3 separate regions of the Mus musculus genome follow, and regions 1 and 2 are each linked to region 3. Evidence: chromatin loops called from intact Hi-C (ENCODE). Cell type or tissue: gastrocnemius. All regions are shown on one strand. Region 1 overlaps Jak1 (Janus kinase 1). Region 2 overlaps Jak1 (Janus kinase 1). Region 3 holds the start of Jak1 (Janus kinase 1).

Evidence for each region. A loop is a pair of places that touch in the nucleus more often than their neighbours do. Peaks named below come from ENCODE experiments on the same cell type or tissue, not always from the same donor. Only the 100,000 strongest peaks of a DNase experiment are listed, where the experiment ranks them.
Region 1: it touches region 3 in a loop (2.2-fold over the local background); 9 of 42 quality-filtered maps call a loop at or near these places.
Region 2: a loop joins it to region 3, with 4 times the contacts of the local background. A loop is called at or near these places in 15 of 42 quality-filtered maps.

What each region holds. Positions count from the first base shown.
Region 1 is chr4:101,211,821-101,219,820 of GRCm38, reverse strand. The region is part of intron 1 of Jak1 (Janus kinase 1); the gene reads left to right. It also overlaps the pseudogene Gm19063. Among named protein-coding and RNA genes, the nearest start is that of Gm24468, 29 kb to the right of the region's middle. In gastrocnemius, no CTCF peak of the experiment used is centred here; no DNase peak of the experiment used is centred here; H3K27ac peaks cover 3,354 bases.
Region 2 is chr4:101,195,144-101,203,143 of GRCm38, reverse strand. The region is part of intron 1 of Jak1 (Janus kinase 1); the gene reads left to right. Among named protein-coding and RNA genes, the nearest start is that of Gm24468, 12 kb to the right of the region's middle. In gastrocnemius, a CTCF peak has its summit at 4,622; DNase peaks (open chromatin) are centred at 3,242 and 4,586; H3K27ac peaks cover 3,720 bases.
Region 3 is chr4:101,260,383-101,268,382 of GRCm38, reverse strand. Jak1 (Janus kinase 1) reads left to right here and starts at 3,101. Exons shown (of 25, transcript NM_146145.2): 1 at 3,101-3,341. In gastrocnemius, no CTCF peak of the experiment used is centred here; a DNase peak (open chromatin) is centred at 3,092; H3K4me3 peaks cover 3,572 bases; H3K27ac peaks cover 5,061 bases.

The sequences.
Region 1 (8,000 bases), 49 kb after region 3:
GCTGGTAGCCACCCTATTGGAGGTTGATGAGGACATAGGTGGAGGTTTGGACACCGGTGAAGCATTTCATGGTGGCTGGAGGTGGAAGACTGCAGGTTCCATAGAGATACACTTCCTGATCTCATGGTGCAACTTTTCTGTTAATCATGGACGTCCTTTTTTTAGCACCTTTTTTTTCCCCAGTGCTCCTCCCCCCATCTCTGGAAGAACATCCCATTAAGAACTCTTCTGAGACAGTATAATATGTCAGATCCTGTCCCCATTTTCTTAGGAGTCATTTGAAGTCTGGAAGAGGAACATCATTAGGAAAAGTAATGGTTTTTTTTTTGTTTGTTTGTTTGTTTTGTTTTGTTTTTGTTTCTGTTTTTCTGTCCTCAGTTTGTTACAGGAAGCACACACTGACTGTGAAAGAGGACAAACTGGCAAAGGGAATTCTTGCTCTGTCAGAATTTAGAAGGTTGCTACTATTTGAAACCACCTTTAAAGGAACACACAGTATTTTGTAGCTGGAGAGGACAAGGTAATTGGTGTTGATGTATGTCTACTTACCAGTCCCATTGGGTCAGAGCTTTAAATATAGCATCTTGTTAATGTCTTTGTTTTTATGCTATTTTCTTTGAGACAGGCCCTCACCATGTAGCCCAAACTGGCCTTGGATTCATAGTCCTCCCACCTCAACCTTCCCAGTGCTAGAATTACAAGCTGTGCTACTGTCTTCAGTTGGGAGGGGGTTTTTAAAATTTGAAAACCATGTCAACATACAGAAGATTACTTGAAGTATAACTCTACAATTAAAGAAAAATACCCACATGTCCACCAGTCAGATTTAGAAAAAGGATATTGCTGGTATCTTAGGAAGTCACCAGGTATCCCACTCTATCACATTTTCTCCAGGATAGCAGCCATACCTACCCTTTTCATTAGTCATTTCTTTTCTTAAGTAAGTGCAAGCCCCAGTATATGTAAGGAATGGGCTGTGTGCCCTTGCTAGACAGAGGCTCCTAGAACAGCTTCATGCCCCCGATGAAAGTCAGTACCCCTGCATCTGATTAGATTGGATGTAGAAACCTTCTAATGAGGTAGCTATGTGAGCAGGGCTTCTCAGAGTTTGAGGGCCTGGAGGACTGAAACAGCTGTTTGGAATGGGAGAAGGTGTCAAGGGGAGGGGCAGCTCTTCTTAGCTTTTGTCCAACTCTCCACCATAAGTAAAGCAGAATACTTTAGTAAGATGCTCTTCATAGAGTCAGAGAGTAGACACGGAGAGAAAACTAGAGTCCTGACTCTCTAAGCTGTTATAAAGAAAAGTCTTGTTTAGTTACGAATGTAGCTCAGAGCCACCCAGACCTTTGGGCCCCTGACACATGTCTGTAGGGATCTTGTTGATGACAGCTTTCAAGAAAACATTCTCCTTACCCCATTCTTTCACAGGGTCTTGTTTAGCCCAGGCTGGCAGTGAATTCTTGGTCCTCTGCCTCAGCCTCCTAAGTGCTGGGAATGCATGTGTACCACCGTGCTTGGCTTCATCTCTCTCTTGAACACCACTGTCTGAAGTGTGGACTGGTTATGGTGGGCTGTGACTAACACAGACCCCCATCTTCATCTCTCTCTCTCTCTTGAACACCACAGTCTTAATATGGACTAACGGTTATGGCAGATGGCTACCACAGCTCCCATCCTGAGCTCTCTACTCTAACCCAGCAATTCCTGGAGCCTGTCTTGCTTGGTTATTTCTTGTGTGGACTCTGATTGCTTATTAGTTTCTTGGAAATTTTTTTGAGATATTTCATAAATACTGATTGACTCTGCCTTTTTATCCGAAATTGGTGATTTGGCTGCGTATGAGCTTTTAGGTTGGGAAATTTTACCTTGAGAATTTTGAGGACCCTGGATGGTGGTGTCCTTGTTTTCTCTGCAGTGCAGTTGTTTTAAGGCCTCTTAAGTATTTTAACGTCTTGATCGTCAGCGTATGGTATGCTCCATTCTTCATCAGGAGATTACAGACTTGTTCCTAGTGTTCTGTGAATCTCAGGAAAGCCCGGAGCAGGGCTGTCTTCCTCTCTTATATCAGCCCTTTCCTGCTGGCTACTTTTGGACTTGTGTTCTGGGAAATGATTCTTGCTAGTCTTTGCTGATGATTTTCATCCTTCTGCCATCTCTTGTCTTTCTTTTAGGAACTAAGAGTTGTCACCATCTGGACTAGTCCTCTTTTTATTCCTTTCTTGTCTCTTTTCAGACACAAACAATTAAGGCTAAACCTTGACCAGACTTTTCAGCTAAGCTTGTAAAAATTAAGGTATGATCTGTGTGCACCAGAGTGTACAAACCCAAGTGACTGTGCTGTTTTGAGAGTTGTGTACACAACAGAACATTACATCAATTTAGAAAGTTCCGAAAGGCCCCTTTCAGTCTGCCTTTTTCATTTCCGTTTTTTTTTTTTTAAGTGGTTGTTTTGTTTTCTGAAATGCCACTTAAGAAACTACTCTTCCCTTCTTGGCAATTTTTCTTTTTATCTATTTGAACAGTTTCACATTCTCTGTGGAGCACCCCCCCCCCCCCTTTTATACTGTGAGTTGCCTTTCTCTGTCTGCATTGGCTGCTTTCTGTAGGCAGCTGTTTACTTTAGCTGTTTGCTAGGGGTGGGTGTTGAGCTTGTGGCTGTGGCTTCTGAACTTTGAACTTCATTGGTGAGACTGGATTGAACTATTAGCTGTTAGTGTTCTGAGGTCTCTTCTGGTGAGATGGTGCCATTACTCCTGTTTCTAGAGTTGGGGAGTGGCTGCCACATCTTTGAGACTGTAATGAGGGTGTAGTTTGCAGCACCCAGAGTTTATGTACAGATGTTTGATGTGCTAGGGGGTCCCTCTGGCTTGCTTGGCATCTCTAGTCTCCATATCCTTCCCAGAAAATATGCCTGTAGACTCATTATTCTTTAGTCACAGCTACTAGCCACATAGCAACCATTTGGCTTTGTTTGTTTTGGTACTAATGGTTAGACTCAAGGCTTTGTTCATGCTGAATATGTGCTTCATCATTGAGTGACACCCTTAACCCTCATATCATTTTGAGGTGATTGATATTCACTAAGTCAGTTCTTTGGGCCAGTAGCCCCACTTTCAGTGCTCAGTGGCCAGCTGTTAGACAGGACAGGTGCAGAACAGTTTGTTATCATGGAGAAGTGTACAGGATAGTGCTGCGCTAAACCTTTGTGAGGGCAGAAGGCTGGAAACAGGATTCTTCTCCTCAGAGGTTTTTTCTCAGCCTCTTCTCTACTTGCTACTGTGTTCTGGTGAGTGCACTCCAGGAATGCACGCTGACACCTTGATGCTCGCTCCGTTGGCTTGGTCCTCTGTTCTGCCAGTATGAGTCTGGACTTCTGTGCTCATGGGCTAAGTCCTTTTCCCACACATCCACTTTCTTGTCCCCAAATGCTAGCTGAAGTTTCTCCTGTCTTCTCCTGTCACCAATTTGTAGATTTGATCCTTAAATAATAATTTAAAAAGCCTTACTTTATTTTACATAAATACTTTGAGTAGGTGCTTCATTGTAGTGGGATTTCAGGGACTGATACTGGACTGGCGTTTACTCTCACTTTAACCGGGGATCTTGACTCATTGACTCTCAGCTCTACAAATAAGGTAGAGATGTGCTGCTATTTTCAGTTTTCACTGAAGAGACAGGTGAAAAAACTGCCTCAAAAAAATCACACCAACAACTGCTAAGTGGGATACAAACTTGCATAAGATTTACCAAGTGGGATTCAGACTTACATTAATTTACCAAGTGGAGTACAAACTTACATGAGAATTTGTTTGTCTGTTTGTGGCCTAGATTGGTCTTTAATAGAATTCAGCGTGCTGCTTCAAAGTCTAGGGGGATTATAGTCTTGTTTAGTATCTTGTGTTCGGAAAAGACCACTTAAATATTATAGTTGTGTTTTAAAGATATCCATGCAGATATTTTTGCTTTGCTAAAGTCCTTAGTGGTTCTTTCTCAGAGTGTCTGTTCTCGCCCAACTGTTTATGTCTCGGTTAGTCTAGGACTTTATGCCAGTGTCCTCCCGCACAGCTGCTGAAGAGTCTGACAGCAGGAGCAGTCCCTTGTTTAATGTAAGCCTTTATTCCCTACCTCTAGTTACTGGGCTGGAGCTGTTGCCTACCTGGCTTTAGTTAAACTTTACTTTTTGTAAAGTGAATCATGCTTATCTTTGAATCTCTAGTGCCTGCCTCAATGTCTGAGGATTTGCAAATGCTAGGGTCAATTTAATTTCTTAGAAATTTGTAAAAAGTGTGTGTGTATGGGGGGGGGGTTGGGAAAAGGGATAACATTTGAAATGTAAATAAATAAAATATCCAATAAGAAAAAGAAAAAGAAAACTGTCAACTCAAAGATTAGCATTGTATCTGGAATCATTACTACATTAAATCATCATGTAGAATTCAATTTTTATTGAACCCAAAGCTTATTATGCTAACTGTGGAAAGTATTTATTCATACCCAAGTCTGTATAACTCCTTGCCTAATAATAAGACTTCAGTAATCTCTAGTTTGCATGAAAAAGGACACCTAGTTTACTTAAATAAACAGAAGCAAAATTTCTAAAAAATTTTTTGTTAAAAGGATTTATTTATTTTGTGCATATGAATATTTTTGCTCTTATGTGTGGCTATGTACCATGCGCATGCCTGGTGCTTACAGAAATCAGAAGAGGTCATTGAGTCCCCTAGAACTGGACTTACAGATGGTTGTGAGCCACCATGTGAGAGCTAGGAACAGAACATGGGTCCTCTGTAAGAACAGCAAGTGCTTTTAACTGCTGAACCATCTTTCCAGCCCCACATAATTTCTTTCTTTAAAAAGATTTTTGCTTATACTTTGACAGTTTCATAAATATATACAGTTATCTTGATCATATCCATACTCCACTATCCTGTCCCTCTTCCCCTGTATCCCTCCTCATCACATTTCCCTGTGTCTCCCCTGCCCACCTTCATATCATTTAAATATTTTTTATAACTTACTGAGTCCACTTAGTGCTCTCTGAATGTGCTCGGGTGCAGGGCCATCTACTGGAGTATGGGTAACCTGCTAAGAACTTTTAGCCAAAGAAAATTGACTTTTTCTTCAACAGCCGCCATCAACTGTCAATATTGCTCTTCAGCTAGGGGTGGGGCCTTATGAGCCCCTACCCCATTCATGCTTGAATGTTGCCTGGCTTGATTTTCTGCAGGTAATCTGATCTCTTTTTTCCTGTCTTAATATCTATTATTTTTCTGTTCATATCAGCCCCATGATATTTTCTACTGTGGAACCTTGTCTAATCTATTTTTATCTAGAATTACAAGATTGATTCTGCTTCCATAACACTTCAGTTCAAGATAAAGTATCACCTATCCATATGTGGTAGGCACATAAAAATTATTCGACTGAAACTGAGCCTTAGTGTTAAGTAAACTCATGGCAACAGACTTCCCTTTTGTTGCCTTTGAAATCTGACATGGGCAGGAGTTCCACTTTAAGCCTAATTTCCCAGCACAACAATATTATCACCCATCTTTACTTTGAAGTATTCCATTATGTGGCCACTGCACTAATCCAGGATATCTGAGAGGAAGCCTGGTTTTACCTTATGCAGTGGAATAGCTAAAACGTAGGAAATACTTGTGATGCAGGGTTATTTTTGAAACAGTTTCTCACCAATCGCTCAATTAGGGAAGTCCCAAACTACAATCGGGAACAGTCACTTTTCCTACATTTTCAAAGGCTGAAGATTTCATTTTTCAGAAGGACCGTCCATTGAGTACAAAGAGCTGTTACTATTGTAGGAACCAATTCTGCTGCCTTTTCCTGATGCTTATGTTCTCTACCAGTCTAAAGAAAATCCAAGAGTCTTCTGGTTCTTCTTCCGTTGAGACCCCAGTAGATGCTTTGGCTGCCATGTGCAGCTGGAGTGGAAGCCAGCCTTCTGAAAGCAGAAGGACTCAGGGTACTGTAGGTTACTTGGTAGATATTTAGAGAAGATCTTGAGATATAGGCTCATCGCCTTTGTCTGCCACTTCCTAGCAGTATGAACTTGGGAAACTACTTTAACCTTTCTTAAAACATAAACCGTGGGTGGGGTGAGCACTTCACAGGGCTAGTGCTGTGGTCTAGCTCTTTCATGCAGAGTGATTAGTCCAGGAAGTACTAGGCTGGTATTACCCAGCCATTCTATGGTGGGTTGTTTGGTTTTGCCTGCATGCATGTATGTGCACCAAGTGCTTCCCTGATGCCCATGGAGATCAGAGGACAGTGCAGATCCCCTGGAACTGGAGTTATAGGTTTTGGGAATTGAACCCAGGTTCTCTGCAGAAGCAACAAGCGCTCTTATAAGCTCTGAGTCGTGTTTCTAGCCCCCAGTCTGTAAAGTTTTAGTTACTGTTTTTAGCTTTAAACATAGACTAGCTCAGAAGATGCCGGGGTGAGTGTTGAGCAGACTCTGCCTTGCTGCTTTGTAATTGCAGAGTGCATGTTCCTAGTTTCTTATCAATGCTAGATGCTTCTACCTTTCAGAAGATGGGAAAGGAAATCAATAGGAAGAAATCATGGGAGACCACAGAGGAGAGGATGGTATAACTGTGGCTGCTATACAGCTGTTACCTGTATATCTGCCTTCAGAGTTTTGAACTGGTTAGATTTTTTTTTCAGGATTAAGGGCTCAGAATTTCCTAGAGAGATACCCTCCCCCCCCACCCCCCCCCCCCGGTTTTTTTCGAGACAGAGTTTCTCTGTGTAGCCCTGGCTGTCCTGGAACTCACTCTGTAGACCAGGCTGGCCTCTCCTGCCTCCCAAGTGCTAGGATTAAAGGCATGTGCTACCTGGCTCCTAAGTTTCTATCCTTAGAGACCCTAATTTAGTAGGTATAGAGTAATTATTAAGGAGGAATACATGTTTTTAAAAAGTTCCTAAGATGGGGCTGAAGGGATGGCTTAGTGATTAAGAGGATCTGAGTTCAGTTCCCAGAACCCATATGGCAGCTCACAACTGTCTGTAACTTGAAGGGGTCCAACACTCTCATATAGGCTTAACTGCAAGCAAAACAATAATTCACATGAAACAAAAGTAAGTAACTCATAAAAAAGTTAAAAAATGTTCCTAAGAGAGTCTGATGGTTTATTAGATTTGAGGATCATCGATAGCCATTCTCTAAAATATCACTAAACACTTACTATTTAATGTAAAGAAATTTAACAGTGTTGTAATCTTTATTTTAGAAGTCAGAAGACAGGGGTACATTATTATAAATTCACTGAAATGGAGAGCCTAAATTCTCTAAATTTAACTTTATTAGCTATAATTTTAAGCTGGCTCTACATTTGTGCTGTTTTTCAAAACTTTCCTATGTTTAGATTATTTAGAAGGAAAAATAAAGAAAATTATGGAAAAAAGCAGTCAAAGACATATGTCTAGAAGTAGCTGGTGTGGTGGCACATGACTGTAAGCTAAGCCTGGCACAAAGTGGAAGGATGAGGCAGGAAGGTCACCCATGAACTTGAGACTAGCCTGATCTGTAGACCCTGTCTCAGAATAATACAACACATTCATTCGTTCTCTCTTTCTCTCTCTCTCTCTCCCTCTCTCTCTCTTCTCTCTCTTCCCTCTCTCTCTCTCTCTACACACACACACACACACACACACACACACACGTATATCAAATAAAAATCCTCAGAGCAGACAACAAAAATTGATATATAAACTTAGCTATATTTTCATTTGAAGCCTTTAGGAAAGTATTTTTTCCAGAAATTTAAAAGCTGATTGATGTTATTGTAAAAGAGAAAGAAATTCTGTCTGTTGTCATTGCTGTTGAGCTGGTCTGGGTTATTAGATTATTAGATTAGTTAATAAAAGGGCATTTGGCAAGGGAGCTAGCAAATCTGACTGGAGTCTTAGCTACAATACCATAATTTTTTGTAAACTTGGGTGAGTTCCTTGACTCATCTCTTTGGCATGCATTTTCTATT
Region 2 (8,000 bases), 65 kb after region 3:
GAGCCAACAAAGGCAGATACAATTTCACTCAACATAAGTTTTGTACACACAGCCATATTCAGAGATCTGAAAAGATTGCATGTCTGTTTGTTATCAGAGCATTGAATTCTGGGTAGGAAGGTTAGGTCTGGGTGAGCCGCACTACTGAGTAGTAGATGTCCTGTCCTCTGACTTCTGACTCTGTGTTAGGAGAATGTGTGGTAAAAGTAATTCACTTACTCCTAGGAGCAGCCTCCCGAGCATGCATATCTGGGCTGCAGGATCAGTGGAGGTTGAGTCACCAGCTGTGGAATGCTGTCTTAGACTGTCTGTCAGTGAAGCCCCAACCCTGCCCTTCAGTCAGGACCAAAGCTGTGGGAAAGTTCTGACTCATTCACATTTACACTTGACTCACAGAAAACCTCTAGCGTCTCATTTTATTTTATCCAACCAAATGTTTTGTGTGTGCCTGCATGCGTGCGTGCGTGCGTGCGTGCGTGCGTGCATGTGCACATTGTGAGTGAAATATACAAATGATATTTGAGGTTATTTGCTGAGCTCACTTTTGTTGTCTCTGGATATTTACTCCAGAGCTGGTGCCAGGGTTGGGTGGGGGTTGTGGGGTAGGGGAGCTCTCAGCATGGTAGTGCAACGGATGTGCATCTGTTAGTGAAGTGATGCTTGGAAGGACGCATGCCATTTTCATCAGTCTTCAAGAATCCTGTGCATGTACTTTCCCTGCTACCTTCTGAGTCCCTGCCCTCACACAGCACGTGTATGCATACAGGATTTGCTTGTGCTGAAGGGGGTTGCATGTTCTCAGGAGATGGATCTGTAGGAAAAAGGCCAATTCCTTAGTGGGCACTTGGGCTCCTCTGGAACCTGGGCCAGACTTCTCCCTTAGTTTTGTCTGATCTCTGTATACTTCTGTTCAGCCTCAGTCAGGGTTTTATGCTTTGCCATTCTGTCTTCTTGTTCTCTTCCTAGTTTTCTTGTTTAGAGTATTTCCCATAATCAGCTTGTATTCTCACATTTCTTGTGTCTTCCCATCCCTAAAGGCTCCATTCATGTTCTATCCACTTCCTTTGCAGTGGTCAGAGCATTGCATTCTTTCCATGGGCCAGGTATTTTGCCAGACATATCTGTCTGCCATATATATCTGTTATCTGTCTATCACTTACCTATCTATCATCTGTATTTATCTTCTACAGAATTAAAAAATAAACTAAACACTTAGGATTATCCTTATTGCAAGAGAAAATTCATTTGCAGAAAATTAAAAGCTGCTTGAACCAAGGTGTTAAGGTTCTTCTTGTCCTGACCAAATTCCCCATGTTGGTTCCCCTCAGAATTTTTGGGTTTGACTGTTAGCACCTTCTGTGCTCACTGACAGCATTCTCTTTGGTCTTGGTCAGGTGTGTTGTACATTTGGCAATCAGTCACTGTGCCTCATTAGGAGGTGTGGCTTTGATGACTATTTTACTGTGTTCTGTTCTTCCCACTAAGCTGCATGCAGACTTTACCTGATGACTCTGCGTTTGTGTTATTTAAAGAGGTGCAGGAGTCAGTGAGGTATTTCTCTAGCTATATTAACCCAGTTAGGCATTTATACCCTACCATAATGTTTTCTTCAAACCATCCATCCTCGTCCTCTTTTTATACTTTGATTCCATAGAAAATACAGACCAGACACACTGTGGCTGGGGTTTGTATCATTTTCCTGCCTTGTCCTTCACCCTCAACCAAAAAGCAGAAAAAGTAAATGGAATAGCCAGTCAATTGAAGGGTTATCTGTTAGATAGACCAAGGTTTTTGACCAGAGTGATAGATGTAGGCATGCTGTAGACCTATGTGGAACCTCACCACAAGATCTCAAAGTGTCTCATTAAGTTAATTTTACCTCAGGACAGATGCCTCTGGGTACCTTTTCTAGTTAAGAAATAATTAATGACTTCTAATTATACCACTTGCCACCCAGAACTCACAACTCACCCATAGTTCCTGTTGACAGCCACACACTAGACTGCTCTCCCTTTTCCAGTGGAAAGATGGTTGAAGTATGGTCAAATTTTTGACCAGATGCAAGGTAAATAACATAGAGTTTGAGCTTGTCAAGTTCTGTCAAGACTCACTGGGAAGTGTGACCATATGTGGAAATACACCACAGGTAAGGATAGGGGCAATTGGCAGAACTTCAAATGGGTCTCCAGCCTTGAGATGTAGTTTCTAGCGCTCTGGGGAACCATGGTTGACCCTAGAAGGTAACTATCTAGGAGGGGACACTAGTGAAGACGGAGTTCTCTTGTGTTCAGGCCCTACCCAGAAAGTTATGTTGCAGTGTCTTTAGCTTCCTAGTGTGGGTGAAGAACAATTAGGTGAGCTCCAGAGGAAGTGTGGCTTGCTGTTTTATACTCAGCTGGGCAGATGCACATATTAAATAAAGATGGGAATAGGGAAAAATTTACTCTTTGTAATTTTGTTGAGTATTTTATACTAGTGATTTTCAAACTGTAGATCCTTGTTCCTTAGTGGAATGTGAAATCTATTTTCAGTCTTCAGCATTTTAAAAGAATATTAGATGGAAGAAAATAGGGTAGCATTGAAACTAGTGAATGGCACCCAGTGAGGGTTAGACTCTTTTTCCTTTTTGCATTTTTGGATTGCAGTCTCACTGCAGATATAAAGAGTGAACTTGCAGCTGTGCTGAAGGAAATGGGTATGGAGTAGGGAAGAGAAGGGTGGTCTCAGCTCTACCGGCTGCTGCAGTAGGCTGGAGCCTTGAGGTGCTCTGTATGGCACCAGTGCCATCTGCTCAGAGCTGTGACTGCAGTTAGTTTAAGACCTGTGTGTGTGTGTGTGTGTGTGTGTGTGTGTGTGTGTGTGTGTGTGTGTGTGGTGGATGTGTTTGCTTTGACTGGGTGGAACCCTGGGTTTGATCTCCAGCCTGGAAGAAGAAAGAAGTGTAACCATAAATATTGATCATAATTTCTTGACTGAGAAATGCTGGGGTCCCTGGAGGGAAATTTTTTTCTTCCATTTTCTCTGACTTTCTTATTTAAATCTTATTTTGAGGCAGCAGCCAACTTATGTTAGATCGCAGTAGATGTGCTGGGGACTTTCCCAGCTCCTCATCTGTCTGAATTGCTTGCGGGGTCTCCTAGGTGGTCTTCCACAAGGCTGCAGGGCTGAGGTAGTCTTCCCTTCTGGGTACTGAGTGTTCAGGGAACCATGCAGGAAGCAGAGTGCCCAGCTGGTGGTGTTGATGAGCCATGGTTGTGGTGCCAGCAGTGGGGGCCGTCCCCTCACTCTCATTCTCCCCCTACCTACTAAGAAGTGACAGGTTTGTACCTGAGAATGCCAAGTGGTCAAAGTGTGGTTTCCTTCAGGCAAAGCCAAGGGCTTTGACGGCAAGCAAGGTTCTGTGACCTTGTTTTCATGACATTGTTGAAATAACATTAGTAAAAATTTGTCAACTTGTGGCACAATATACTTTCCCATATTTGCTTTGCCCTCTCCCCTGTGTATGGACTTGCACATTTGTTTGCACATGTACATGTGTGTGTAGTCCAGAGGCCAACTTCAGGCATCATTTTCCCTAGGCTGTGCAGTGAGCACCATGGGTTCCTCTCTGCCCTTCTCCTGTGCTTGCCTGGAAGCTGGGCACTACCGTGCTGTTCCATGGGTGCTGGAAATCTGAACGGAGCTCCTCGCGCTTATGCAGAAGATACTTCCATTGGTAGGGAGCCCTAGAGCCCATCCAGTACTTTTTCACCTTGCAGAACTTGAGTCTTGAGATCCTAGAAGGTTTGCTCAAAACTAGGCAAGACCTGGCCATTTGTCTCTCCGGGACAGGCTGGCGCAGAGTTTTTTGCAGCCTTCCCTGTTTTTCCGTAATATCCACTCCTTCCAGTTTTTTCCTATGTGCTCCTTCCCCATCTTCCTGGTCCAGGCTGATGCCATGCTGGGCGTCCTTTCTTTTCTTCCCGCTCTTTTCCAGAACAGTTGTACACCTATCTCCCCTTCTCAGTTTTGATGTTTCCAGGCTGGGAGCTGCTCCTCTCCCAGGTGACATCCAAGCCCAAGCCTTACACTGTGCCTTCTTGACGACACACTCCCTACTGCCAGTTCTTGGCATCCTACTAAGTGTTCCTCCAGATAGTGAGGCTCCTGTTTGTTTTAATAGCTGGAAGTAAGCCTCAAGGCTTTGGTGAACATGCTGTGTTCCCTGTTTGTCTTTGGATCTCTTGCAGCCTGCATCTTTTCCAGGAGGAATCCAGCAAGGCATTGGACAAGGAGGTGTGCTACTTACTGGCAGTTGATCCCTGGAATGTCGTAAGCCAGGCCTTTTCATGTGTTGAAGGAACTGTGAATCCTCAATATTGTCAAAGATTTGAAAGCCTCTACTAGGGACAGAATGTGTAAATAAATGCTAGGCTTTATTGTTATGGGACAGATGCTTCAAGTACTTTAGATAAGTGTCTAGGAAGTGCTGAGTGAGACCAGGTATCTGTCCATCGTCTCCCTTCCACCCCTCCCCCAGCACCATTTAGAGACATGGCCTCATTATGTAATCCAGGCTTGGCACTTGCCTTGGAGTTCTGGCTGCCTTCAACCTCATGGTTATTCTGCCCCCTCTTCCTAAGTGCTGGGATGACAGGCTGTGCTGCCAAGCCTGGCCCTGCTTCCCCTTTCTGCTTATCCACTTCTGCCACCATAGTTTTGACCTCGAGGAGAACTGTGGAGATGGCTTCTCTAAATCTTATCATGGCCTCTTTAATAACATTATAGATACATTAATGCTAATTAGTTTAAAAGAGGGAAAGTAAAGCAAAATGGAGCTGCCCAGCATCTTGATGCAGTGTGGCTTTTAGGAAGACACTTACTGACTTTAATTAAACAAAGTACTGTTTGCTCTGTCAGAGACCTCCTCTTTGACTAAAGCAGGTTCTTTGGGAACAAGGCAGAGCCGACCCATTGACTTGGCATTGATCATTTGCTCATCCCTAGAAGTTTATTGTAAATGAAGCAGCATTTACTGTTGTGTGGTATTCCTGGAATCGCTGCTATAGTTAGAAGTAAGTGATTCTGTGTGACAGGAATGGCATAGAGAAAAGCTATAATTCTGACTCGTTGACAGGGAAAAATGCAAGTTTTGTATTTATATTATGTCATTCTCTTGGCTAGAATCCAGCAGCTTTACGGTTTCTTGCTGAGCTCTCAGCAGAATGTTACCCATCTCGAAACGAAGTGCTGGGGTCTCGGGAGAGACAGAGAAAGTCTTTCTGTAATGCTGTGGGTAGGAGGCACTGGTCGTGCAACTGGAAGACAGCAGATGGTTTTCCTGGCCTGTGTGTGTGAAGACCTTAAGAAAGTTCCATGTCCAGGCAAGGTAGGCCTGTGTTGAGGAAGCAGAACACTGCTATTCCTCTAGGGTGGCTGCCATGCTGGAGGGGTGGGCTGGAGCATAGTCAGGGTGGGGCAGTTAATGACTTTGCAGCTCCCGTTTGTTTGCTACAGGGCCTTGCTGTACAGAACAGGTTAACCTCAAACTTACTTTGTAGCCTATGCTAGTCTGGAATTTGTGAGCCTCCAAGCCTCCTGGGTGCTAGATTATAGGCCTGTGCCAGCACACCCAGCTTGATGGGTTCTTTTTGACAGTACCTTTAGAAGACTTGCAATGACATCAGTGTCCGAGGTGGATGCTAGATTGAAAACTACTAAACAGCCAGAGAAGACAGGGTGGTGGCGACTGAAGGAAAGGGCAAGGTCCTTGAGTCCGGAGCTGCACATTAGGACTGCTGTCCCTCATACTGATTAGCCCAACATAGCTCAGACTTCCTACAGATTGAAGTTCCAGTGGTTTACTCTGTCATAATTTGTGAAGTCACTTTGTGCATATTGGGGCTCCTCCTTGACCAGAACTGTATCCATAACCATAATCAGATGAACAGAAATTATGGTCAAAATCAAAGGTTTCCTGAGAGTTGAATTCTGTTTTGTGATATTTAGCTCCTGCCGGTCCTGTGAAATAAATCCTATTTTTATCTCTTCACTTGTACTGTGAATATTGAGGATGTTAAGTAACTTGCCAGGGAAGCCAGATTCAAGTCATTCAGGTCACTAGAACTCCAGCCTTTGTACTTAACCTTCAGCAGACTATTCCTCAGTGTGGGACCAGGATTCTGTTTATTCTGCGTTCTTCCCAGCAGGCTCCCAGCCTGGAGTATTCGAAATTATATATATGTATTTTTTCATTTTCTCTGAATTTGTCAACATTGTATTGCTATTTTCTGCTTTAGAAAGGTTTTTGATTCCTTAAAATAACTCACTGTAGGTTAGATCTTATCTTTTTGAAAGTCAGTATTTACAACAGACTGGACTCTAACTCAAAGAGGCATCTGCCTCCCAAGTGCTGGGGTTAAAAGGCATCTACCATGGCACCTGGAAAGATAGTCTCTGCAGTGGAAATCACCTAGGACATGCAGTGTTTTGTTTAGATTTTTATCCTTGATTTAGTTATGACTCAGTCTTTTTGCTAGACAAAGCTGGCATTGGCCTTTGGCTCGGGTACACTTGATGATAGCGTTCTGGAGCATTAGAACTGTCTAGTTCACTTTCTGTTTTGCCTTCCATCTAAAATTCAGTAGTCTCTGTATCCCTTATACAAATATTAAAACTTCAGGAGCTATGTGGATTGTCATATAGAAGGTGCTGGAACTTTGCCTGTTTGGAAGTGGTTTTGAGTTGGCTGTGTTTAGACTCACAAAACTGTTTTGTTTGTTTTACTTGTCCATCAGTCAGAAACTATCAGAGATACTGCCACATACATAAGACGGTGATAAAGAATCGAGAAGTCTGTAGAATGTCTCTGATTTCTGTCCTGCATAAACCAACAAAGTAACTCTCTACCACTGAATGACGGCTATTTTTCTTTTACATCTTTGCTTGTATAATAGGCAGACAAGCTCACTGCTTTTCACCTAGACACTATGGGTTGCTCATCTTTATTGGTTCCATTTTCTAAGCTTGACAATTATTTGAAGTTCTCAGTAAAGTGTGTCTTTTAAATGACATTCTATGATTACTGCTGGCCCGTGTTTTTGGCACAGCAGATGTTCTCTTGTAGTGAGAAACTTGACTTGGTTTTTGAAGCCAATGAATGATTTTACTCCTTTTCTGCTTTCTCTACAAGTGACCAGGTAAATCAGAGTCTGGCTTATTTTTGAAATGTTTCTTGGATGAAGCCATTGTACAAATGTAACACCAAAATGACTTGTCATCATGAATAGGGGCAGCCATCCTTTCTTGAAAGTAGATCCATAGTGCTATGCTTGAGTTGCTTAGTGTAGGTCTGAGCATGCTTTTTAAATGCTGTGTGACTTATTTTTTATTATTAGAATGTCAGTTCTCTAAGAGTTCATTGTATTAATTCAGCATGCAAAATGCCAGAGTAAAATTGTGTACTGTCTAAGAATCCTGTAGCTAACCTTGTTTCTCAGAGTTCAGATTGTCTTACAAATCTGAGCTACAGCACTGGAGGTCAGCTTGAAGATGAGATACACTAGTATTGCTGTTTCAGATGGTGCTTTCTGGATAGTGCTGTTTGCAGCAGATATTGAAGAATGGTAAACACGTTTGCCATGGTTATAGGTTGTCATGGCATCCTGGTTGTAGGAGCAGATTAGTAAGTACTAAAAGTGTCTATGCAGTAGCCCCCATAGAAGGAACCTTGGCCTGGTGGGACCAGTAAAATCTCTTCTGCTCTAAAGGGCTCTAAGTCTATGAGCCTTTCCTGGTTTAGAACAAGTTTCTTTGTGTTTGAAAGCAGAGTTCCGTGCCTGGTAAAGGCATGCAGCTGTGCCCTTAGCAAGTTTTGCTCATGCCCAGTGTGAAAAGGAATAATGTAGGCTTCCCCAGACGAGCGTTCTCACTGCCAGCCTTTGCACACGCTGATGCTTCTGCTCAGACTGCCTTCACCTGCTGGTGCTTTCAACTTTCCTCTCTCACTCTCTTCCCAACCA
Region 3 (8,000 bases):
AAATAAATAAAATATCCAATTAAAAAACGAAGAATAAAAGAATTGTGTTTTGAAAGTAATTTTGATATTTATACACACACATATATAATTTTATCATTTATTTAAAAAGTGAGTTTTCTCACTAATCAAACTGATGTTTTCTTTGCTATGATAAAACGTTGACTAAAGACAACTTGAGGGAGCAACGGTTATTTTAGCTTACAGATTAGGATCCATTACAGAGGAGAGTCAAGGCAGGAACCTAGAGGCAGGAAATGAACCAGAGAACACTGAGGAGCACTGTTTACTGTCTTGCTCCTCATGGCTTCCTCAGTCTGCTTTCTTATAACTTCCAGGACCACCTGCACAGGGGTCTTGCCTACAGAGGGCTGGTCCCCTCGCATCAATCATCAACCAAGAAAATGCTTCACACCCTTGCCTACAGGCTAATCTGGTGGCGGCGTTTTCTCAACTGAGGTTCTTTCTTCGTAGATTACTGAAGTTCGCATCACGCTGACAAACACTTATCAGAACAGATGTGCTTGCTTGTTTTTAAACAACAAATTAAATAGCTGAATATTTGATGCTGTAAACTCGGAGCACCTTCGATGTCTTTCAGAGTTGACTGATGTTTGTCTGTGTCACCACTGGTGCTAAGGACCCCTCTTTGCACTGATATCACAAGGTCACAGAAGTATGTTTATGTCATTTCAGAAATTGCTGGGAATCCTGTCCTAATTGAAATTCAAAGCAAGATAAACTTTGGTTTCTGTGTGTGAAACTTGAGCAACTGAAACAGGACTTTTATTTTTTATTTAATTTAATTTTAACATTTATTTATTTGTGGGTGGGGGCAGTCATGTGTAATGTCACACATGTGGAGGTTAAAAGACAACTTTTGGTGGTCAGATCTTTTGGTTCATGATGTGGGTTCTGGGGATTAAGCCAGATTGTCAGGCCTGGTGATAATCTTGCCATCCCAGCAGCCTGTAAGCAGCAAATTTAAGAAATCATTTTAACAGAATTCAATCCAAACATATGCAGTTGGATGCATGGTGTGCAACAAGGGGAGAAATATTACTGAAAGTCTTCGTCATAACAAATGTTTTTATAAGAACAGCAAGCTTTCTATATATAGTAATAGAGAGACAGACAGACAGACACACAGACAGTACAATTCATAACAGGTGCATCTGAGCCAAAGTGCTTCAGGTGTTGCTTGCTGGCAGTGTGTGTTGTGACAGTCCTTACAGGTCCAAGTGTGTGTTCAGAACCAAGGCTGCAATGACATAGTTGGACACAATGGGCAGGCATGGCTAGAAATACCTCAGATTCATTATGTTTGATTTTTAAATTATCTTCGGGTTGTTACACATTTTAGAAACCTTTTACTTAATGACAATTTTGTGAGCACCCCACACTAAATCATGAAAAAAACCACAGGTTTGTAACAGGGCCCTAGACCTTAGCACAACGGACTCCATGATGGAAGTGCTATTCAGGGTATAAAACTCACCACGTAGACACTACCACCTGCTAAAAATGAAAACAAAGGCCCAATCCATCAAAGGCCATGGTTCTGGGAAAGTCTCTGAGTGTGCTAACCTTGCTTTTTGGCATCTGTAGCTCTGCGTCTGGCTAACTGTTCTTGTTAACTGAAGTATGTCAACCCAGGGCATGGTTCTTGTGCTTACAAGCTCACCCTGAGAAAGACTCCGGTCTACACTGGGATCCTGAACACCCACTGTAGTTGCTGGTCAGCTAAGAAAGTCTTTCTAAAGGCTTAAGCCCATGTCTGATCAGGTCTTCTCTGGCAAACACCCCACAAGTTTAAGATGCCAGAATGGAAGACACCTGAGAGCTACAGGGTTTTGTTTGTTTATTTTGTTTTTGTGGATAGGATAAGACTGAACAAACCTACTGTGAAAGATTATGATAATGAAAACTCAAAAGCACTGGACACAGATTAGGTAGGAATGGATGTTAATTCTTATTACTCTTTTCCATAGTTTGTTTCTCTCCCCTGCTCCTTTTGGAGCTCTTACACCACAGAACAGAGGCTGGGCCTGAAGAAACTCGTGGAAGCCGGAGGTTTTGTTTCTGGTTAAGTCCTCATGATGGTTAGTATTGTCAGTTTGACTATTAGAATCACCTAGGAGATCAGCTATACCTGTGAGGGATTGTTTAGATTAGGTTACCCCTTGGCCATGCCCTTCAACATTACCTAGATTAGGGTCTCCTAGAAGACTTGCTTTGCGCAGGGATTCTGTAGACTAGTCTATCCCCTTGGCTGTGCCCTTGAGGATTATCTAGATTAGGGTAATGGAGATAAGATCCACTTTATCTGTGGGCAGAACCATTCCATGGACTGTGGTCCTGGATTTAATACCCAGGAGAAAGCTAACACAAGAATTCATCCTCTCTTCTTCCTGAGCATGCGCGCAATGTGACTTTCCACCTCAAGTTTCTGTCATCACGACTTCTCATCATGATGGTCTGTGTTCGCTCCAACTGTACAGGGTAATAAACTCTTTTTTCCTTAAATTACTTTTGTCAAATATTTTATCGCAACAACTGACAAAGTGACTTTCGTTCTTGCTAGGCAAGTCTTTCCAGAACCATCTTCTAGAGTGGCTGGGATGGGGCAGATGTAAACACACAGGGCACGGATAATGCCTCCAAGGGCACAGGTTGCTCCAGAGGGCAAATTCTTATTCCCTGCGTGAGTGATTTCATCGCTCCTCTCCTCTCCTCCCTTCCCCTCCCCTCCCCTCTCCTCCCCTCCCCTCCCCTCCCCTCCCCTCCCCTCTTCTCTTCTCTTCTCTTCTTTTTTTCTTTTTCTTTTTTTTTTGGCGGGGTGGGGGGACAGGTCATTTCACAGAGATCCACCTGTCTCTGCCTCCCGGAGTGTTGGGATTAAAGAAGTGTGCCAGTATGTCCAGTTTGAGTTCAATTCTCACAAGCTACTTGGTAAGCGGAAGCGAGCGGAGACACTTGCTGGAGTGCGAGCCTGGGCAGGCGGGGACTCCAAGGTCCTCAGTCTTGGGTCTTGGCTCTGTCCAATTGTAGGAGCAGCTTCTGACGTCACGGGGGCTGGGCCGTACAAGGGGCGTGATCGTTCAGAGTTGGAGGGGCGGGGCGCCGGTGCGTTTTTAGAGCGCAGGCCGCCGCAGCCGCGGAGTAGCCGGCAGCCGCTGACGCGCCGCGGGGTCCGCGCCCAGCCTCGCTCGTCCTTTCGGTGCCTCTCCTTAGCCGCGGGTGTCCACGCCGGACCCTGCACGGCAGGCTGAGTTGCCTGCCAGACTCCTGACCCAGATCGACCCTGCGCCAAGGAGCCGCGCGGCCCGGCGCACACGGAAGTGGTGAGTGTCCCGGTGGGGAGGTGGAGACCGCCGTGGCCAGCTCGGGGACCGTGAGAGGGGCGCGGAGCCGGGCGGCCGAGCGGCCAGGGCGGCCGGGGCGGGGATTTCCAGGCGGCGGGGCTGCCGGGAGGCGAGGGAGGGCCGCTCCGCTAACAGCGGCCCGCTCCGCCGACATCCTGTTTATGGCCCCGCGGCCTGCGCGCCGACGGCCTCTGGCGCCGCAACAGCCCGGACCGCAGGACTCGCCGAGGGTCGTGGCCCGCGTTCACCCCTGGTCAGCTCTTGCGGGGGTGGGGGACTTTTGGGGTTTGGGTCTGCGTGGGGGCGCGCCCCGGGAACTCCGAACCGCAGCTTGCCGGAATGTAGCATGATGGAGGGCCATGGGTGAAGGGAATGGGGAGAGACGACTATAGGTCCTACCCGAAGGGACCCGATTCATCGAAACTGGGACCAGTGTCTGTGGCTCCCCAACTCCTGGCTCCGGTTCCGCGCGAACGAACGCCCCCGTCGACTCAGAAGCAGTAGGCACCCCTCTGGAGACACTCCCAGGCTCCTAGGATGATGAGTGTTTATGAAGGGAGTTCTTTAGGGAGACTAGACCAGAGGTGTGGTTATCTCCTGGTGCCTGTGTGCCCCCTTCGGAGGTGTATCCTCTGTGATTTCTCGGGAACTAGGACTGGGCCCTAATAGTCTTAATTCATGGCTGTGACCTGTCTTCTGCCTCTGCTTGGATACATCAGTATCCATGCTATTAAAATTCCTCCCCAGTCATAGAGCTCAGTCGCAGGTATTTACGGTAGTATAAAATTACCTTTACTTCTTTCAGGGAAGAAGGCATTAAAAACTTGGGCCGTTAAATAAGTAGAATGCTGAGACAGATAAAATTATCTAGTCTTTGGGTGTTGCCTTCCCCGTTTAAAAAGAAAATGTTTGAGTTACGGGTGGTGTAAAAAACTTTTTTCTTTTTCTTTTTAAATGAACATTTTGCATTGATTAAATTTTTATACCTTCCCTTTCTAAAAACCACATTTTGTGTTGCCTATTGCTTTTGCTTGTGGGGACTCTGATGTTTTCCAAGTACTGGAATTTGGGGCTATGTGGAGCAACTATGATCTTGTTCAAAATGTCAGTCAGTAGTACCCAAGTTGAGAGATCATGTGTGGTTACCAGGTAAAAAATTAGACTTGGGGCCCTGTGTGCAAAGTCATTTCATCCCTGGCTTCAGTTTTCCAACATCTAGGGGATACTTTTTTATTGAGTGATCGGTTTGTTCTCTTGTGCATCATGGTGAAGGTTAATGGAGACTGCAGGCCAGCATTTAGACAGTTCTGGTATAACATGCTTTATAAAATGGAATAAATGCCTCTTCTGTATGGATTGAGATCATGTAGAAAGAAACAGATACATCATCCTAGAGGGAGTGTGAACATTACAAATAGTAATCATAACTTAATTCTAGTATCATATTAACTTGAACTGTATTTCAGTTTGTCTACACTGCTGTACTTTTTAGGGGAGGGAGTTGCTTAGATTTTTTTTGTTATCCTTTACAGTGAATACAGCTAGTTCTGTTTCAGTCCCATTTCACAGCACACAATTTACTGGCTTTGGGAAAAGATGTTAGAAAGAGAATAAATTAGGTATTGGTACAATAGCAAATACATTTCCTAACATATTCTATTTTGTTGTAATTTAGGCAGGTGTTAGTATCAGTCTGTCTTACCCAGAAGATCATTATCTTTCTGGCCACTTGGTAGCCACCCTTTACAGATTTAAGGTGCTAGGAGGAGTTAGGCTGTAAAAATACTTTAATTCGGACACCTGCTATAAAAAGCTAGTGAAAAATATGGAGTTTTGAGGATAGGGTTGCTTTTACGGGAATGTGCTTGCCTTAAATTACACAAGGGAACTTAACCTCAGGGCTTTTAAAAAGGACTGTGAGGTCTGCCAGTTTGGAGAGGTTTGACTTTATGAACGGTAGTGATTCGAAAGAAGACTGACTGATTTCAACAGCACATTACCAGCTACAGATTTTAATGTTGTCTGAAGACATCATTCTGTTTATTCTGAATAATTTAAGTAACACATATATTTGTAGAGAAATACAAATGAAGCAACTACGTAGAATATATGTAGATTTAAACTCATTTTTATACAGAGAACACTATAAATAATTGTACTAATCGAAAACAATTTACAGCTGAGCAAAGGTCAGACAGGATCTGTGTTTTCTAGCTGCCAGACTTTCTGTGCTTTCTTTTTTCCCACTGAGGACACATATTCTCTATATCCTTAGTATAATTTAGTGAGATGATACACTGCTAGATTTACTGTCTGAGATGTATACACACACACACACACACACACACACACACACACACACACACACACACACACACATATTTTTTTCAAGACAGGGTTTCTCTGTGTAGCCCTGGCAGTCCTGGCTGACCAGGCTGGCCTTGAACTCACAAATCTGCCTGCCTCTGCCTCCCAAGTGCTGGGATTAAAGGCGTGTGCCACCATTGCCTGTCGAGATGTGCGTATTTTTACAAAGCATTTTTAAAAAAATAATTTTTACGAGGCTGGAGAGATGGTTCAGTGGTTAATAGCACTGGCAACTCTTTAGAGGACCCAGATTCCGTTTCCAACACCCCACATGGTGGTCACACCTGTCTGTCACTCCAGTTCCTGGGGGATCTGACACCCTCACGCAGACATACAAGCAGGCAAAAACACCAGTGCACACAAAATAAAAAATAAATCATTAAAAAAGAAATCACATAGGACATTTCAGGAGGACAGGGAATGGGCTATTTAAGCAGAATCTAGCTGAACAAGCAACCTCTGATGTTCTCTAATGCACTGTGGCTTAATGGACATGGAGCCTTGCCATAGAGCAGAGGCCGTGAAGAAGTCTTGATGAATCTTTCAGACTGGTGGTTAACAGCTTGGTAAAATTTCATGCTGAGGGAGACATTGATATTTTCTGAGGAGTTTGGGAGGGTACACCTTGTTGGGGAAGGTGGTATCTAGTGGGTAGAGGCTAGATGTATTGTTAAACACTCAGTAATGCACAGGACAGCCCTTCCTATAGCGAAGTATGACCTGGGTCAAAATGCCACTAGTGCTCAAAAGGAGAGATGATGCTTAGGGGTGCCAGGTGAGAAAAGAGATACCGGGGTGCATGTTGTGGCAAGTGATTTCATTCTTGGCCTCGGCTTTCCTGTTCTAGAAGGAAATGAAGACACCTAGGTTAGATATTTATAATGCAGTCTTGGTGGAGAAGCCAGGCAAGGAATGCAAGCATGATGTGTGAAAACCCAAGGACATACAAACGAGAGCTGCTGTGAAGAAACTTCGTGAATGAACTGTTAGACACAGTGCAAGCCAGGGAAGAGGCTAAGCTCATCTGCTGCATGTCAAGCAGCAGGGAAGAGCTAATGTTGAGGATTCTCTGTGTGTGTGTGTGTGTGTGTGTGTGTGTGTGTGTGTGTGTTTATGTGAGGGGGGACAACAGCGGGGAGGAGGGGATTGATTTAGTATGCCTAGTTCTCTGGGTAGATTTTTTAGTTCCCCCTCTTTTAATCACAAAGATTATTTTCACACGACAAGGAAGAAACTCACTGTAGAAAAATTGGAAAATGTAAGGAAGTAGTTAAGTACAGGAGGAGAAAAAATCCTCTGTGCTCTGTATTGCCTTTCCCATGTTTCCTTTGAGTGTGGTGGATATTGGAAGAAGGCTTACCATAGAAGGGAGCTGTTGGTGCTGGAGTGGGTGAGGGTAGTGCTGCTTCATTCTTTGTGCCCTTTATTCCCCCTTTTCAAGAATTCGGACCATGCTAGATGTATGTGGTACGCATCTGTCCTCCAAGTTCTTGGGAGGCTGGGGTAGGAGGAGCGCTTGGATTCTGGAGTTTGGCATCAGCCTCTGGGAGAGATAGTGAGAGATTTTTTTCCTGTGTAATGCAAGGTACAAGGACATTGACTCATTGGTGCTAATGTATTTGTGCCAAGCTTTGTCTTCAGCCCTTCGATTGCCACTTCCTCTGCTTTACTCTTCTTGTCCTCAGAGAGATATGCCACTCTAGCTTCCGGTCTCAAAACCTTCCTGGTAACACGGTTAGAAAGAGCTGCCGTGCTGAAATGCCGGTGTTTCAGAGGAAGGAGAAGAACTCCTGTGAATGCTCTTCTTGCCTTTGAGGGACATGCACTCTTTTGCCATTTGAGGCAATTGGAAAGGATCAAACCTTAAGTTCCCTTTTGTGTTGTCTCCACTTTGTCTTCTGATGTGTGGGTCTTCACAGCTGGTCCCAGCACATCATTCCTCAGTGCTCTGAGTAGATCCCTTCCTCCCAAGGCAAGATGCACATTAGTAACAAAAGAAGGAAACCTTCATTGTTGTTTTGAGACTGGGTCTTCCTCTAGCCCGGGGTGGTCTGGAACTCACCTTGTGGCCTCAAACTTGCGATCTTCCTGCTTTAAACCTCCCAAATGCTGGGGTTAGAGATAGGAACTAACAGAAAATTCATTTAAGGGTACTCTGGTCAGAAGACAGCTGACACTTGTTGAGATATTTTAAATCTAGATAACTGGTTTACTTAACAAGTGTATTCACATGATGTTTTGTTTATCCAGTTATTAATCAGTAAGTATTGA